2 separate regions of the Homo sapiens genome follow, and region 2 is linked to region 1. Evidence: chromatin contacts called from ENCODE Hi-C data. All regions are on one chromosome and are shown on one strand. Each heading gives the region's core, a stretch centred on a gene start or an enhancer-like site at or near the end of the contact. The rest is flanking DNA. Distances are from core to core; before and after follow the strand shown. Region 1 holds the start of C1orf159 (chromosome 1 open reading frame 159). Region 2 holds the start of LINC00115 (long intergenic non-protein coding RNA 115).

The links. A loop is a pair of places that touch in the nucleus more often than their neighbours do. Pooled maps may share reads with other maps.
Region 2: a pooled map shows a loop between it and region 1 (11-fold over the local background). The contact joins the promoter of LINC00115 here to the promoter of C1orf159 in region 1. A Hi-C loop is called at or near these places in 4 of 50 pooled maps.

What each region holds. Positions count from the first base shown.
Region 1 is chr1:1,114,509-1,117,988 of GRCh38, reverse strand. It overlaps C1orf159 (chromosome 1 open reading frame 159), which reads left to right and starts at 1,900. Exons shown (of 10, transcript NM_017891.5): 1 at 1,900-1,929. RefSeq lists silencers at 1,230-1,279, 1,320-1,439, 1,610-2,209.
Region 2 is chr1:825,495-829,197 of GRCh38, reverse strand. It overlaps LINC00115 (long intergenic non-protein coding RNA 115), which reads left to right and starts at 1,676. Exons shown (of 1, transcript NR_024321.1): 1 at 1,676-2,992. LINC01128 (long intergenic non-protein coding RNA 1128) reads right to left here and starts at 1,607. Exons shown (of 4, transcript NR_047524.1): 1 at 1,423-1,607; 2 at 94-195. RefSeq lists a silencer at 1,384-1,613 and an enhancer at 1,654-1,983.

The DNA.
Region 1 (3,480 bases), core at 651-3,150:
GGGCCAGGCGGGAGGACTGCTTGAGCCCAGGAGTTTGAGACCAGCCTGGGCAAAACAGACCCCCGTCTCTACAAAAAAATAAAGAAATATGTGTCAAGGCATGGTGGCACACACCCGTGGTCCCAGCTACTCTGGAGGCTGAGGTGGAGGATCGCTTGAGCCTAGGAGGTCCAGGCTGCAGTGAGCCACGATCATGCCACTGCATCCAGCCTGGGTGACAGCGTGAAATCCTCTCAAACACAAAAAAACAAAAAGGAAGTGGAAACACTGGCTCAGCTCCACAATGAGTTGCCGCAGACGGCAAGAGCCTGTGGCACAGACTGGACTCCGAGAAGGGGACCGCGACTGTGTCCTCCCCGTGGTCCTCAAACGTCGCCCAGGCCAGGTTCCTCTTAATGGGACCGACACAGAAGCTGCACGTCCGCGGGCGCATGGCCGGAAACCCTGCAGCTGTCAGCGAACCCCTGGTGCTGGGCGCCCACGCCCAGGTGTCCCACGGCCAGACACTGGTGGCATCAACTCCTCCAGAGGCCCTGAGGGAACCCTGGGATGGACCCTCAGGCGAACACTGTCCCTCTAAAGAGAAGACACAAATGTGACTTCCCCAGCTGTCCCCAATACTGTTTACAAAACATCCTCACGCTGTTAAGATGGGGGCTTTATTTCCATTGAAATCTCTGGCATTTAAACTTGGGATGGAACCCGGAGGCGGCGTCCATCAAGGAGGAACAACCCCAAGGCGCATGCAGGACGGGCCTGGGAGCTCCCGGGAGCAAGGGAGCTGGGGGGTCTGGGGGCCTGGGAGGTTGGGGGGTCTGGGGGGTTGGGGGGTCTGAGGGGTTGGGGGTATATGGGGGGTTGGGGGATCTGGGGGTTTTGGGGGGTCTGAGGGGTTGGAAGGGTCTGCGGAGGTTGGGGGGGGCCGCGACACCTGCAGCGCCCCCCCACCCTGCGCGCTGGCCCAGCTAGGAGAGGGCCCGGGGACACCGACAGGATTGAAGCCTTTGATGAGCGGACGGACGTCCCCAGTTCCTTCGGGGAGCTCCTTTAAACATGTTTGCCGAAAGCTGCGGGCGCCGCGGGACGCACAGAGCTGTCTTTTCTCCGAGGGTGGCTCAGAGGCAGAGCCCCGGAAAAACCCACGCGCCCGGCCTGTGGGGCAGCGACGCCGCCCAGACCCCGGGGCCGCCGAGACTCACGGGGGAGCGTCCTGAGACCGCAGAGCCCTGACCCGTCCGAGAGGCGAAGCCCCGGGAGCCCTCTGGGTCCGAGCCGTCCCAGTCCCGCACCCAAGGCAGGGTCTCTCCCGCCGCGCTCCGACACCGGCCGCCGAGGTCCCAGCACTGGCGCCGGCCGCGGACCTGGGGCGCATTTGGCGGCGGCTCGCGAGGCGCTCGGGGCGCTCCGTGGGTCTGGAGGGCGCTGGCCCCGCGCGCCCGCGGCCAAACCTGGTGCAGCCGCGCCGCCTTCTCCGATGAAGCCGAAGCCGCCCCGGCCGCCCCCAAACGCTCCGCCTCCGCCTCCGCCTAAACCGGCGGAACGCTAAGGACGCCGACGCTTGTGCGGTCGCCCGGGAGACCCCGACGACGCCCCGCCCCGTCTCCCGGCAACGCCAAGCAGCCGGCGCGCGAGGAATCCGGGGGAATGTAGTCCCTCCGTGTCAGGGACCCGAGACATGCGCTGGTTCTTCTAGGACTACATTTCCCAGGGCGCTTCGCGCCCCGCCCCGGCGCCCCACCCACGGCCGCGCGCGATGGTACCACCAGGCGAGGGCGGCTCTCGCGCGGGCCGCCGGGAGTTGTAGTTTTCTTTGGGAGCTGCGGGGCCTGGCGCCGGGGCCGGGGCGGAAGAAAGACTACAAGTCCCAGGGGGCGCGGCGCCACCGCCTGAGGGCGGGGTGTACGAAAGAGAAACCCGGAGGGCGCCGGGGTGAGTGAGGGGCTGGGGGCAGGCGTGAGGGTAGCGGGTTGGGGCGCTGGGGTCCGTCTGGGCGGCCGGGTCGGCGCAGGGAGTGCGAGAGGCAGACAAAGGTCGGCGGCCCTGGCCCGGCCCGAGGGACGTTCCCTGCGCGTCCCCCATTGTGCGGCGCGCGGAGGAGCCGCCAGCGCCTGGGCCCGCGTCCTCGTCGCCGCCTCCCAACGAGCCTGGCCGCGGTCCTATGGGGGAAAGGCGCCCGGGCTGAGCGGGACGCCTGGGGAGGGGAAGGGGCGTCTGAGGAGGGCAGGGGGACCCCGGGGAGGGGTGGGGAGGGGGTCCCTAAGGAGGGGAGGGGGTTCCCGGAGCGGGGAGGGGGGGTCCCTGGGGAGGGGAAAGGTTCCCGGGGCAGGGAAGGGGGTCCCTGGGGAGGGGAGGGGGTCCCTGGGGAGGGAGGGGGGTCCCTGGGGAGGGGAAGGGTTCCCGGGGCAGGGAAGGGGGTCCCTGGGGAGGGGAGGGGGTCTCTGGGGGAGAGGGGGCACCTGGGGAGGGGAGGGGGTTCTCGGGGCAGGGAGGGGGTCCCTGGGGAGGGGATGGGACGGGCGCCCGGGGGAAGAAAGGGGGCGCGTTCGCCTCGCCTTCCCGGCAGCCGGGAGTGGGGGCACCGGCGCGGTCCCCGGTGTCCTAGAAGTCGGCCACGATTCAGGTCTTTTTCCCGCGAGGCTTTAGGATTTGTTTTTGTCCGTTTGTCACCTGGAGTAGCCGAGGGCTAGTCGGGGTGCAGTTTTTCGGGAGCGCGTGTTCCGGTGGCAGCGAGTCGATGATTGAGTTTGGGTGTAATTTAAGCCCAGGTGTTCGGGGGCATTTCTTACCGCGTTTCAAAGCAAACGCGGCTTCTTCCCCGGGAACTATTTTGTGGCTGAATTCTTAGCCGCCTCGTCCTGTTAAATTTCAGGATGTCAAACTTGGCCTCCTTTTTTTGGTTTTCATTTTTCTTAGTATTACCAGGGTGTGCAGAGAAGGCAGAGCTGCGTCTTCCTCTTTTATTTTTCCGTAAGTTACTGGGGTACAGGTGGTGTTTGGTTACTTGGTTACATGGGTAAGCTCTTTAGTGGTGATTTGTGAGATTTTGGTGCTCCCATCACCCGAGCAGTACGCACTGCACCCTATTTGTAGCTTTTTATCCTTGTCCCCCTCCCACCCTTCCCTCCGAGTCCCCAAAGTCCAGTGTATCGTTCTTAGGCGTCTTCCTGTTTCCTGATGGCTTAACCTGGGAAACCCTCGCAGAGGGAGCCGGTTTTGAGCCCCAGGGTAGGGGCGGCCGCCTGGGATGTTCAGTGATGCGCCTGATTACTCAGGTTTATGTTCCCCGTTTGCATTCAGCCAGGATCCGTCATGGCCACGTTGTTTTTAACATACATGTTTATGAATTATACAGAAACGTTGTTTTCCTGACACACATCCCGCCCCCAGTACTCCTCCTAAAAGCCAGTCAGGCAGGTGTTTCCACACGCAGTCACCTCAGCCCTGGGGTGCACAGGCAGCATCCCGGGAACCCCTGAGATA
Region 2 (3,703 bases), core at 427-2,926, 290 kb after region 1:
TGAGGCCAGGAGTTCCAGACCAGCCTGACCAACATGGTGAAGCCCAGTCTCTACCAAAAATACAAAAAATTAGCCGGGTATATTGGCACGCACCTGTAATCCCAGCTACTTGGGAGGCTGAGGCAGGAGAATCCTTGAACCCAGGAAGCAGAGGTCGCAGTGAGCCGAGATCATGCCATTGTGACAGGAGAGAAACTGTTTCAAAAAAAAATTATATGTTTACAACAGGTGCATTCCTCCTCTTGCTTTCTGAGGACGCCCTGCTATGTAGCTGAGTAGTTGCTAATAAACTATCTTAACTTCACTATACTCTGTGACTTGCCAAAAGGTCTTTCCCATGTGAAATCCAAAAACCTGTTCTTGGGGTCTAGGACAAGACCCATTTTATAATGACAAAACTATACAAATTCTAGAGGAAAACATGGAAAGAAAGCTATGTGACCTTGGGTTTGGCCATGAGTTTTAACACGACACTATCAGAGGCATTTGAACCCCTCCTCTATATGAACTCCAGGGTGGTTTATGTTCCACTGGCTAAGAGAAAGTTTTCTTCAAAAATGTGACATGATTTGAGGTCAAACATTAATATCAAGTAAACTCAAAAGATTGAGAAGCTAGCATTAGTTCTGGGAAAACCAGAAGTGTGCCTTTTTTTGGAAATAATCATTGGTAGCACAAACTTAAGAATCTCCAAAGGAAATAAAAATGAGTTATTAACTTACAGTTTTCACCAATTAAGATATAAATGAAGCTAATGAAATCCGGAAATACAATTTCACTGTTTTTAATGTTCATTTAAAAAAAAAAATCCTTATCAAATAGCCCCAGTAAGTCACCAATTAAGTCTTTACTACTTAAAAGCAAAATCCACCTATGTCCTGAACACTATCCACTTTACAAGCCTCATTATATGTACTGGAGACAAAATTCAGAAATAAATAAATATATATGTACATATATACAAATATATTTCAAATTAAAAAATACTTTTAGAGAGTGGTATGTATTACATTTAGAAATTAATAACGAAGTAAATTATGGGATGTCATCCACGCCTGTCCCAAAGGTACCGAATTTATAAATCATCTCAGGTGCGGAGCAGGACAGGTTGAAAATAGGAATGACATGAACCCGCGCGGAACAGCTGCCGGCGCGGTGTCCAGGGCGGCACCCCGCCCGGTCCCGGCCCCTCCAGCCCTGGGCCCGACCCCTACTACGCCTCTGCCTCGACGCGAACGCGGAGCCCGAGCGCGCGTCACGCCGTGTGGGGCCGAAGAGGCTGCTACCCAGAGGCGGAGTGCGGGCTCGCGAGGGTCCCCACCCGACTCTCGCTCCCGCCAGCACCTACGGACTCGCGTCCCCGCCGCGCGCCGACTCGGGAGCAGCACCGCCCCCGGCACAGGAGCCTCACGCGCCTCTTACCTAACAGGAAGTTGGGTGGAAGCAGCGCGGACCCACGGCGCACCGAACGCACTCCAACAGAACCCGACGCAGACACGCGCTTTCAACCGGCGGAGACACTGGCAGGGCCAGAAACGCGCGCAGCGGGGGCGGGAGGTCGGTAAGCTCCCCGCCCCTGCCCGAGACCCCGCCCCGGCCCGGCCCGGCCCCGCCTTTTTCTCTGCCTCCCCTCCCTGCACGTACGCGCCCCGCCCCTCGCGCGACGTTTTTTGTTGACCCGGAAACGGATTATCCGGAGCCAAGGTCCGCTCGGGTGAGTGCCCTCCGCTTTTTGTGGCCAAACCCAGCCACGCAGTCCCCTCCCTGCGGCGTCCTCCACACCCGGGGTCTGCTGGTCTCCGCGGATGTCACAGGCTCGGCAACCGCCCTCCTGTCGGCGGGGAGTCCCGCGACGCCCGGAAATGCTCCGAAGCCTGTCGCTCAGCTGCCAGATCTGCGTCTGTGTCCGGTTCCGTCACTGAGGTCGCCCCTGTCCGGCCCTTCCACCCTAGTTCTCTTCACCGTCCGCCCATCCTATCGCGCGCGGCCTCAGGTCCCCATTCGGCATGTGGCTTGTCTTCCATCGTCCCCACCCTCGCCCCTCTTGGCCCCTCAGGGCAGCCCTGGGATTCGGCAGACGCCAGTCCTCCCTGAGATGCTTCCCCGTCCTTCCCTCCGCCAGGCCCTACGTCTCCGCAAACCCCACGCTTCGGGGTGGCCGCCTCAGACAGGACCCTGAGTCCGAGACTGGGGTAGGGGACCTGCCCGATCCTGTAACAACCCTCGTGCTTCTGCACAATCGCCTCCCACTAGCGGTGACTGTTGGGTGTCTACCTTCCCGGTGTCCCACTGAGAAGCGGGCTCCTCCTTGGCAGGGGCTTCTTCATTGCCTCGCTGTGGATGTCGAGGTGGGGCAGGAGAGTGAGGAGAAAACAGAGAGGAGGGAGGTAGAGCCAACGAGCGAGAAAAGGGGAGGGAAGTTTAGATGGGAAGTGGATGGGTCTGAGGAATTTGAACAAACACCGACAGTGAAGGAGAGTGACCTGAGCAAGCAGTAGTGGGGTAAATGGAAATAGACAAAATGGGAATCAGCAGAGATATGGAGGACAGAATACAATGAGGAGGCCTTGACCGTCAGTAGCAGAGAGGGCAGCAGAAGCCTAATTCCCAAATTCCTTAGTGGTTTTCTGATTTCCAAATTAGTTTCCCTTTTAAATTTATTGTGTCAGGTTCAGCTTATGAGGCCTCAATACTTTTCAGTCTTAATTGTATATTGAAAATACTTTTTGTTTACTAAATGCTTTTTACATTAATTCAGTGTGCACTCCGTAAGGATATTGATGATTTGAGTTAGTTTAGTATTCAACAGCTTCCTCTATTCCTTTGTATGATCTCTGTATTTAATGGCTGTGGCATAAAGTTTCCAACTAAGTATAAGTATCAAGTTTTCTTTGTGATGTTTTCTGCAAATATTGAAGGATGACCTGGATTGTCCTAGAACTTTGTTCCAACAGATTACATGTGTTCATAACGAATAAATTGCTCAAAGATATTTCCAAAGCTCACCTTTTATGTTTTTCAGTTCCAATAATTACATCTTTTTAAGGTTTATATTTTTTGATGACTTAATGTGATGTTCTGGAGAAGACAAATGCTTTTAATCAATATGATTAAAACCGTGAAAGACAAATCGCTGTTACTTAAGAGTGTGACATATGATCTGAAGTCTTTAGGGGGCAGGGATGTTAAGGGAAAACTGCCGCTATCGTATCAAGGTCATGCCATTCCTGTGAAGCTGGTGCTGGTTACTCTCTACTGGCTTCTGTTCACCTTTCCACCGGCCCCAAGACACACACATACTGACACAAGGCAGTGGATAGGGAAAGAGCAAGACTTTATAAAGTAAGCACAGAACAAAGGTATCTTTCTAATGAGGAGGAGGTGTTGGTTCTGGGAAGGAAGCTTGGTTTTTGGGTATTCAGGATCCAGAAGTGAGAGAGCCTGGGAAGTTCAGGAACCAGAGAAAGAAAAAGACTTGCCCATTCTCACCCATGACCCTGTGCTCAGCAGGTACTAGCAGAGACTTCAGGCTCTGTGACTAAAAGGGGTCAGACCAGTTGATATACCCACAGCTGCCATGTAAGGATGTGTGTGGACTTCACTAGGGAAGAACGGTGTTATGAAAGAAGGGGCAGAAAAACTCACCTGTTGGTCTCCATGTAGACGTTTATTGTCCTGAATTCCTGGAGGTTCAGTGAAAAGC